Linked DNA regions of Homo sapiens: region 1 is linked to region 2. The links are chromatin loops, found by intact Hi-C in ENCODE. Cell type or tissue: mammary epithelial cell. All regions are shown on one strand.

Region 1 (4,000 bases), 570 kb before region 2:
AAAGCTGAATGGGCAACCCTGAGCAGATTGTCTCCAGGGGATGTGACCTTCAGCTTCAAGTGATTTTGAATGTGTGCTTGAATGGGCCCCCAGAACAGCACAGAGCCCAGCCTAAGGGTCAACTTATTTTTGAGCAAACATTTCAAATCTCCATCCACAATTATTGAATAGCTACAATGAGGCAGATCTTGTCCTAGTTACAGGTGATATAGGAGAGGACAAGAGGAAGCTTCTGTCCTTGGTTTGCCTATAGTCTAGTGATGGAGAAATAATATTAAAAACTAAGAATGGTGATAAGCACAACTAGCATTTGTGAACAATATTAGGGATCAGATAGGAAAGGGAAGTTGAGAGAACTTCATCTGTTCCCTCTTTGGAAATAAAGTATGAAAAGAATGAGTCTTGGATCTTGAAAGGTCCCAGAGCAGAGTGGTCCAGGATGTAGCCTCTGGTCGGTCCCACTGACTTCCATTAGAGTGGAAGTTCGGCATGGGGCGTCATGATGGGCATAGGGAGCAGAACAGACAGGCATCTGGGTCTCTCTCTACTCCACCCTGGTTGGGGATGGAGAAGAATGGGGTGAAATCAGTAGAGAGATTTAGAAAACACATCAGGTCTCCTTCCACTGACCTCTTTCTTGGCTTCTGCCTCATGGAGCTCTTCCCTTTTCCTTCCCTCAGTCCTCTAACATGGATGATCGGGGCTGGACCTGTCTAGGTATGGAAACATGGTCTCCTGTCTACAAGTCATTGACTAGTCCTGCTGTATCTGGACCACGGTTGCTGGGGAGACCCTTCCTTCCTTCCTTCCTTCCCTCCTTCCCTCCCTCCCTACCTCCCTCCCTCTGTTTCCCCTCCTCTCCCCTCCCCTTCTCTTTCTTTTTTTGATGGATTTTTGCTCTTGTTGCCCAGGCTGGAGTGCAATGGTGCGATCTTGGCTTACTGCAACCTCCGCCTCCTAGATTCAAGTGATTCTCCTGCCTCAGCCTCCCAAGTAGCTGGGATTACACTGGGATTACAGGCATGCACCACCACACCCAGCTAATTTTTTGTATTTAGTAGAGAAGGGGTGTCACCATGTCGGTCAGTCTGGTCTTGAATGCCTGACCTCAGGTAATCTACCTGCCTTGGCCTCCCAAAGTGCTGGGATTACAGGCGTAAGCCACTGCACCCAGCTGCTATATTTTCCAATTCTTCTCTCCTTTCACCATTAATTCCTTTTTTATAGCATTTTAAAAATTATTAGGACAGGTGCAGTGGCTCATGCCTGTAATCCCACCACTTTGGGAGGCCGAGGCAGGTGGATCAAGAGGTCAAGAGTTCAAGATCAGCCTGGCCAAGATGGTGAAACACCGTCTCTACTTAAAATAAAATTAAAAAAAAATTAGCCTGGTGTGGTGGCAGCTGCCTGTAATCACAGCTGCTGGGGAGGCTAAGGCAGAGAATTGCTTAAACCCAGGAGGTGGAGGATGCAGTGAGCCAAGATCATGCCACTGCACTCCAGCCTGGGTGACAGAGCGAAACTCCGTCTCAAAAAAAAAAAAAAAAATTCAACAGAACTCTGATGAGTGACATCAATATCACGTGTCCTTATTCTTGTCCTAAGAATCTCAGCAGGGCCAGAGTTATTAGGAGACCCCTTCAGTCCTCACTCACTTGGTGCCTTCCTCACATCTTCCTTCCTCCTTGGGTCCAGTTCTGGAAGTTTAGCCCTAAAGGAACCATTATCATTACTGCACACTGGCTGCAGCTCCACTGGGGTGGATGAGAGCTGGGAGCCATCTCAGGCTGAGTGGATGCCTTGACAGCAGGAAAAACAAAAGATGTTCACTGAGACAGTAAGTGAGACTGGAATAGAAGCTGGGAAGAAAAGGGGGTGGGAAAGAGAATCTCAGAAACTCAGTTGTCAGGAAAACAAAGGCCCTGCATGGATAATGAGATGACACAATTTATATGGGAACTTTGAACATGGATCTTAGAGTGGGGAGGAACAGGAAGAGGGCAGAGGGGTAATCTCAGCTTGGAGAGTAGACAGGCAACTGGACACAGGGCTAAAGGGTGCTCATCACTCAGTGACCACAAATCTCCATCTGGTTTGACCTTAAAATTAATCTGGATGCAGCAATAGAAGGTGAAGCCCTCCCAGCCAGAGGGCTCAGGCTGGGACTGGCTGAATTCTCACAGCTCACACTGCAACATTGATGGTCTCTTTCCATTTACACCAGGGATCGAGACAGCAGGAATGTGTCTGTGTCAGCAGAGGGCACTCCTTACTAACAGGCTGGGCTTGCTCTGAAAGACTGGGCTTATGAAGGAAGACTTAGCCTCAATCAGGAAGAACCAAATTAGCCCTTCTTCACAGCCAGAGGGGTCCTGGCTGCCTTACTCAGAGCTGGAACAACAGCCACCTGTATGGTGCTTCTGGCAGGACTGCCTGATGCTGGAAGAGCAGCTGACGTGGGTTCTTGTCTGCCGGCGTGTCATTTCATCCTCCGAATATTTATTGAGTGCTGAGTATGTTAGCACTCTTCTAGGGCTGGGGACACAGAAGAGATGAATGAGGAGGCAGTATTTTGTGGTGATTAAGAGAGTGTGACCTGGAATATTCTGCCCGGGCTAGAGTCACAGGTTTGCTGCTTCCTGTGTAAACCTGGGCAATGGACTGAAGTTCCCTGATCTGCACTGTCTTCATATATAAGATGGCAAAGATGATAAAAACACTGTCTCAGGATTATTCTGAGGGTTAAATAAATTAATACAAATAAAGTGCCTTCAACACTTCCTGTCATATGTTAAGTTCTCATTAATGCTGGCTACTATTCTTTTCCCATGAAGGGCATATGAGAGTTGGTCAACAAACATCTGCTGGGATTCTGCTATATTCCAGGACCTCTGTCAGGTGCTGGGGATGGTGTGGTGAAGGCAGATGTGACAGTACCTATATGGAGCTTACAATCCAGATGATTGATTAGAAAGTATCCTAAATGCTGGAAAGCACTTTGGGATGTTACAGGACTAGTGTTGGCTCTGCTCCCACAAAACAATGTGAGCTTGGGACAGTCAATTCATCTCTCTGGCCTTCACTTTCTTCATCTAGAGAGGGAAGGGTCCTTGATGGTGCTATTGCAAGCTGGTAGCCATGGTGATAATAGTACCCTCAGATCCATCTAGCAATTCAAAGGGTCAATCATGGGGAGGTTCCACTGACTCACAAGCCCGATACATCTTTCTTGTCCCCTCCCCACACGTATCAGTAGGACTTATGGTCTATCATGATGCTTTTGGGGTTAGTATTGTCTTTCTACCCACAAAGGTGATGATCCTTGACCAAGTTAGTCTCTAAGATTCCTTCCAGCTTCAATATTCAGAGCCCATGAAAACTTCTTCCCTTTGGACCTGCTAGCTGGTCTAGAATCCCCCTTGTTCCTTCTCTGTCAAAACACAATTGTTACTTGCATGGTGACTTCAGTTGAGAAGCTCTGAGTTACTAGATCTTATGGTCATATGGGCCGTCCACCATGGCAAGTGCTGGAGGAGGACAGTTTCACAATAGAGGACCCTCGGGTCCTGGCTGTCAGAGCCCAGCTAAGGGTGAGACTGGCAGTCTGTTTCTGAATAACAAGTGAACAATCAGTTGCACATGGAAAACCTTGAATGGGCAAAGACAGCATGGCTGCTGTTTTCAGAATTTCTGGTTGATTTGATCCTTGTCTGACTTGAAAACCATACTTCTCTCTGAATCATCCTCCTGAAGCAGAACAAAGCTCTGCAATGACATTTGTGCAAAAAAAAAAGTGAGGTAGGAAAATGGTCTTGTTGAGTCTTGTTATGGAAAAGACATCTGGTATCTCCCCTTCACTCTTGAAGGATGTATATAAGAGGTCAATTCTTGGCCGGGCGCGGTGGCTCACGCCTGTAATCCCAGCACTTTGGGAGGCCGAGGCGGGCGGATCACGAGGTCAGGAGATCGAGACCATCCTGGCTAACAAGGTGAAACCCCG
Region 2 (4,000 bases):
GCACTTGGCAATTTCTGTGGTGTAAATACCCCACTTTGGCTGATTTCAAGCTACCAACATCATGACTGTGAATATAGATTTGGGAGGAGATGAACAAAACCAGCTCACAAGTGGTTTCCAGCTGGCTCCAGCACACACTGTCCACGAGTGCATCTAATGTTTAAATGTGAAGGGCACATTTTTCACATAGCATGGCCCCTAAACATCAGCCAACTGTTTCATCAGGAAGAAAATGCAGGCTCTTCTAAAGCAGGAAAAACTCTAAGGGATTCACAAGAGTAATTGTATTTATTTTTCTATTTTTAAAATGTTATTTTCTATTTAATTGACAAAATCATGTATATTTTTGTACACAACATGTTTTTAAATACGTGAACATTGTAGATGGCTACATCTAACTAATTAACTTATACATTAATTACCTCACATACTTATCGTGTGTGTGTGTTTGTGTGTGTGTGTGTGAGAGAGATGAGAAGACTTAAAATCTACTTTCTTGTAAATTTCCAAGAATACAGTGTGTTACTATTAGCCATGGTCACCATGTTTTACAATAGATCTCTTGGACTTACTATTCTTCTCTAACTGAAATTTTGTATCCTTCGTCCAACATCTCCTCCCACTGTGCCCTTACCTCTGGAAATCACCATTCTACTTTCTACTTCTATGACTTCAACTTTTTAGCTTTCATATGTAAGTGTGGTCATGAGATATTTTTCTTTCCATGCTGGCTTATTTCGCTTAACGTAATGTCCTTTAAGTTCATCCGTGTTGTCATAAATGATTGAATTTCCTTCTTTCTAATGGCTAAATTGTATTCCACAGTGTATAGATACTACATTTTCTTTATCCGTCCATTATTTGATGCACACTTAGGTTGATTCCGTATCTCAGCTATTGGGAATAGTGCTGTAATAAACACGGAAGTGCAGCTATCTCTTCAACATACTGATTTCACTTCCTTTGGTTATATACCCAGAAGCAGGATTGCTGGATCATACGGTAGTTCTGTTTTTAATTTTTTGAGGACCCTCCATGCTATTTTCCCTAATGACTGTACTAATTTCCATCCCCACCAAGAGTGTACTTGGGTTCTGTTCTTCCACATCCTCACCAACACTTGCTGTCTTTCATCTTTTTGATAATAGCCATTCTAAGAGGTGTCGGGTGATAGCTCACTGGTGTTGATTTGCATTTCCCTGATGATTAGTGACTTTGAGCATTTTTTCATATACTCGTTGGCCATTCATATGTCTTCTGAGAAATGTCTATTCGGATCCTTTGCCTACTTTTTAATCAGATTCTTTGTTTTCTTATTGTTGGGTTGTTTGAACTCCTTATATATTTTGGATAGTAATCCCTTATCAGATGCGTGGTTTGCAAATATTTTCTCCCATTCCATAGATTGTTTCTTCACTCTGTTAATTGTTTCCTTGGCTGGGCGGAGCCTTTTAGTTTAACGTAAGCCTATTTATTTCTTTTTGCTTTTGTTTTCTTCTGGTAGTTTTATAATTTCAGGTCTTATATTTAAGTCTTTAATTGATTTTGAGTTGATTTTTGCACATGGAGTGAGATGAAGGTCCATTTTCACCCTTCTGCATGTGGAAATCCAGTTGTCCCAACACCAGAGTAATTTTAACTGTACTTAACTTCCACTTTAAAACTTAATTCTTCCCTCCAGTAACCGAAGGAAAGGCATGGTTACTTCTCCTCCACCCTTCTTCACTAGGCCGTCCAAGCCCAGGCTGAAGGGAGTTCCCCCATCTACCTCCCCACCAGACTAAAATTTGAGGGCACAAAATGACTTTATTTTTGGGAGCCCAGCATGCTTGGAGGCAGAACTTGGGATCCAGCGGGACACTGATTCCATCCCTGCTTCTACCGCTAAGCTCTGTCATCCAGCACATCCTCAATGGCCTCATCTGGAAAATGGGATAATACCTCCTCTGCAGGGTTGCTGGGAGGACTAAATAGATAGAAGAAAGCCCCACACACAGCACAACACACAACAGGGCAACTCCGACTGCCTCCCCTCCCCCATTCTTCCCCAGAGAAACAGGGCTGAGCCATAGTCGGGCAATGTCGCCACTTAGTGGCTGTGCTCAGAATTGCCCAAAAGACCAACAGTTTCCGGATTTGAGGAAAACCGGGAAAGCACTTAGAGAAGAGGTGCTGGGATTCTGAGATGCCATTTGGCATTATGGAAAGTGACTGGGCACTAGCATCCGGAAAATGAGGTTCAAGTCCCAGCCTTGCCAAATATTAGCTGTTTGATCCTAATCAAGTTGTGTAACTTCTCTAAGCATCAGTTTCCTGTTGTGTAAAATGGAGACAAGAATTGTCATCTCATTAGATGAATGCTGGGTAAGCATTTGTTGCCCTTATCTTGCTCCTGACCCTCTTTTACTCCCTCTCCCCATCCTGATAAACATCACCTACCTGGTTCCTGACCCCCTCAGTAGTTCCCTTGGCCACATCTTTTCGACTTTATTTTTCAGATGTAGAACCTAATTTCCCCCTAAACCCTTTACCCCTCATGGGGAGAACCTCAAAGTCTACAGTTTTAACCTCAGTATCTTAGGTTTAAAAACTCTAAATTCTTATACTATGTAGTAACAGACTCCTGGTGATACATTCATGGTGACAAAATTATGTGGACAATGATTCATAAAGCAGAAAGCAAGTTACTCATTTATAATAGAAAAGATACTCCTGTCTGGGGATGGGTACCAAGTCAGCAAACCAAGATACTCCCTATTAATAGGGGAGTATCTTCCAGATAACAAGGGATATTACTGGACACAGACTCCGAGATGGTCAGGGTGAGGGACTTTACTCCCACATTCAGGAACACCCCGAGACCCCGTAACCCCGGCTGGAAACACCTCCCTGGTGGGCTGATGCCTGTGACCCTGCCCCGAGGACACATGCCCACCAGCCTCGCTTCTGCGCTGACCAGCGCCTTCCAAGTATTGAGCCCTCCCTAGATGGGCCGAGCCTTAGTCTGCTGGTCTGGGAAAGCCCGGGCTTTAGAACTGCACAGAACTGGGTCTGAATCTCATCTTCCACTTATTATCTGGGTGACCCGGGACAGATTGCTGAACTTGCCTGAGCCTATGAGCTCATCACAATGGTGCACAAGCACCCACTTCAGGGAGTGTCTGCGTTGAGTAAGTGAGGCCCTGTGCGTGCCCAGTGAGGTCCCTGGCATATGCTCAGCCAATGCTCCTATTTCATTCTGAACCCTGCATCTGGGAGATCTTTCCTCCATTCCGAAGGTGCTGGCTTTACCACCAGGCGAGAGTCATGGCTCTGTATTTTCCAATTTTTCTTTCAAAGTAAAACTATTAGACAGGCTTGGTGGCCCACACCTGTAATCCCAACACTCTGGGAGGCAGAGGTGGGAGGATGGCTTGAGCCCAGGATTTTGAAACCAGCATAGGCAACACAATGAGACCTCGTCTCTACCAAAAAAAAAAAAAAAACCTAAAAATTATCTGGGCGAGGTGGTGCACACCTGTGGTCCTAGTTACTTGGTAGGCTGAGGTGAGAGGATTGCTTGAGCCAGGGAGGTCAAGGCTACAGGAAGCACTGATAGCACCACTGCACTCCAGTCACGGCAATAGAGGGAGAACCTGTCTCAAAAAAAAAAAAGAAAAGAAAATCTCCTTGAGGACAGCAAACACCTGAGGATAGATACACACTAATTCTTTTAGTCAACTTATTTCTGCATTTTAAAGTATGAACCACTGAAACCCATTTACAATGAAAGAAAATTTTTAAAGTGTATATTTATAACACTTCCCTCCACACCCCCAGTAGATTCTTCACTCATCAGAAAGAAATGTCATTAAACCTAAGCAAATGGATAAGCTGAATAGATTACGTATTTGTTTTCAAAGGACTAGAAAGAACAGGTTATGAAAAAGGCAATTATTTCAAATGAACATTAGGAAACCATGGGGAACTGTATAAATGTGTGCCTAGGGTCGCAGTCTCT

The links. Hi-C counts contacts between places; a loop is a spot of excess contacts. Peaks named below come from ENCODE experiments on the same cell type or tissue, not always from the same donor. Only the 100,000 strongest peaks of a DNase experiment are listed, where the experiment ranks them.
Region 1: a loop joins it to region 2, with 12 times the contacts of the local background. A loop is called at or near these places in 8 of 110 quality-filtered maps.

What each region holds. Positions count from the first base shown.
Region 1 is chr1:157,947,004-157,951,003 of GRCh38, reverse strand. It overlaps LOC105371458 (a long non-coding RNA gene), which reads right to left. Exons shown (of 4, transcript NR_135760.1): 4 at 1,933-2,535. Among named protein-coding and RNA genes, the nearest start is that of KIRREL1, 45 kb to the left of the region's middle. In mammary epithelial cell, a CTCF peak has its summit at 2,258 (motif pointing right); no DNase peak of the experiment used is centred here.
Region 2 is chr1:157,375,527-157,379,526 of GRCh38, reverse strand. No RefSeq gene overlaps it. Among named protein-coding and RNA genes, the nearest start is that of LINC02772, 100 kb to the right of the region's middle. In mammary epithelial cell, a CTCF peak has its summit at 2,092; no DNase peak of the experiment used is centred here.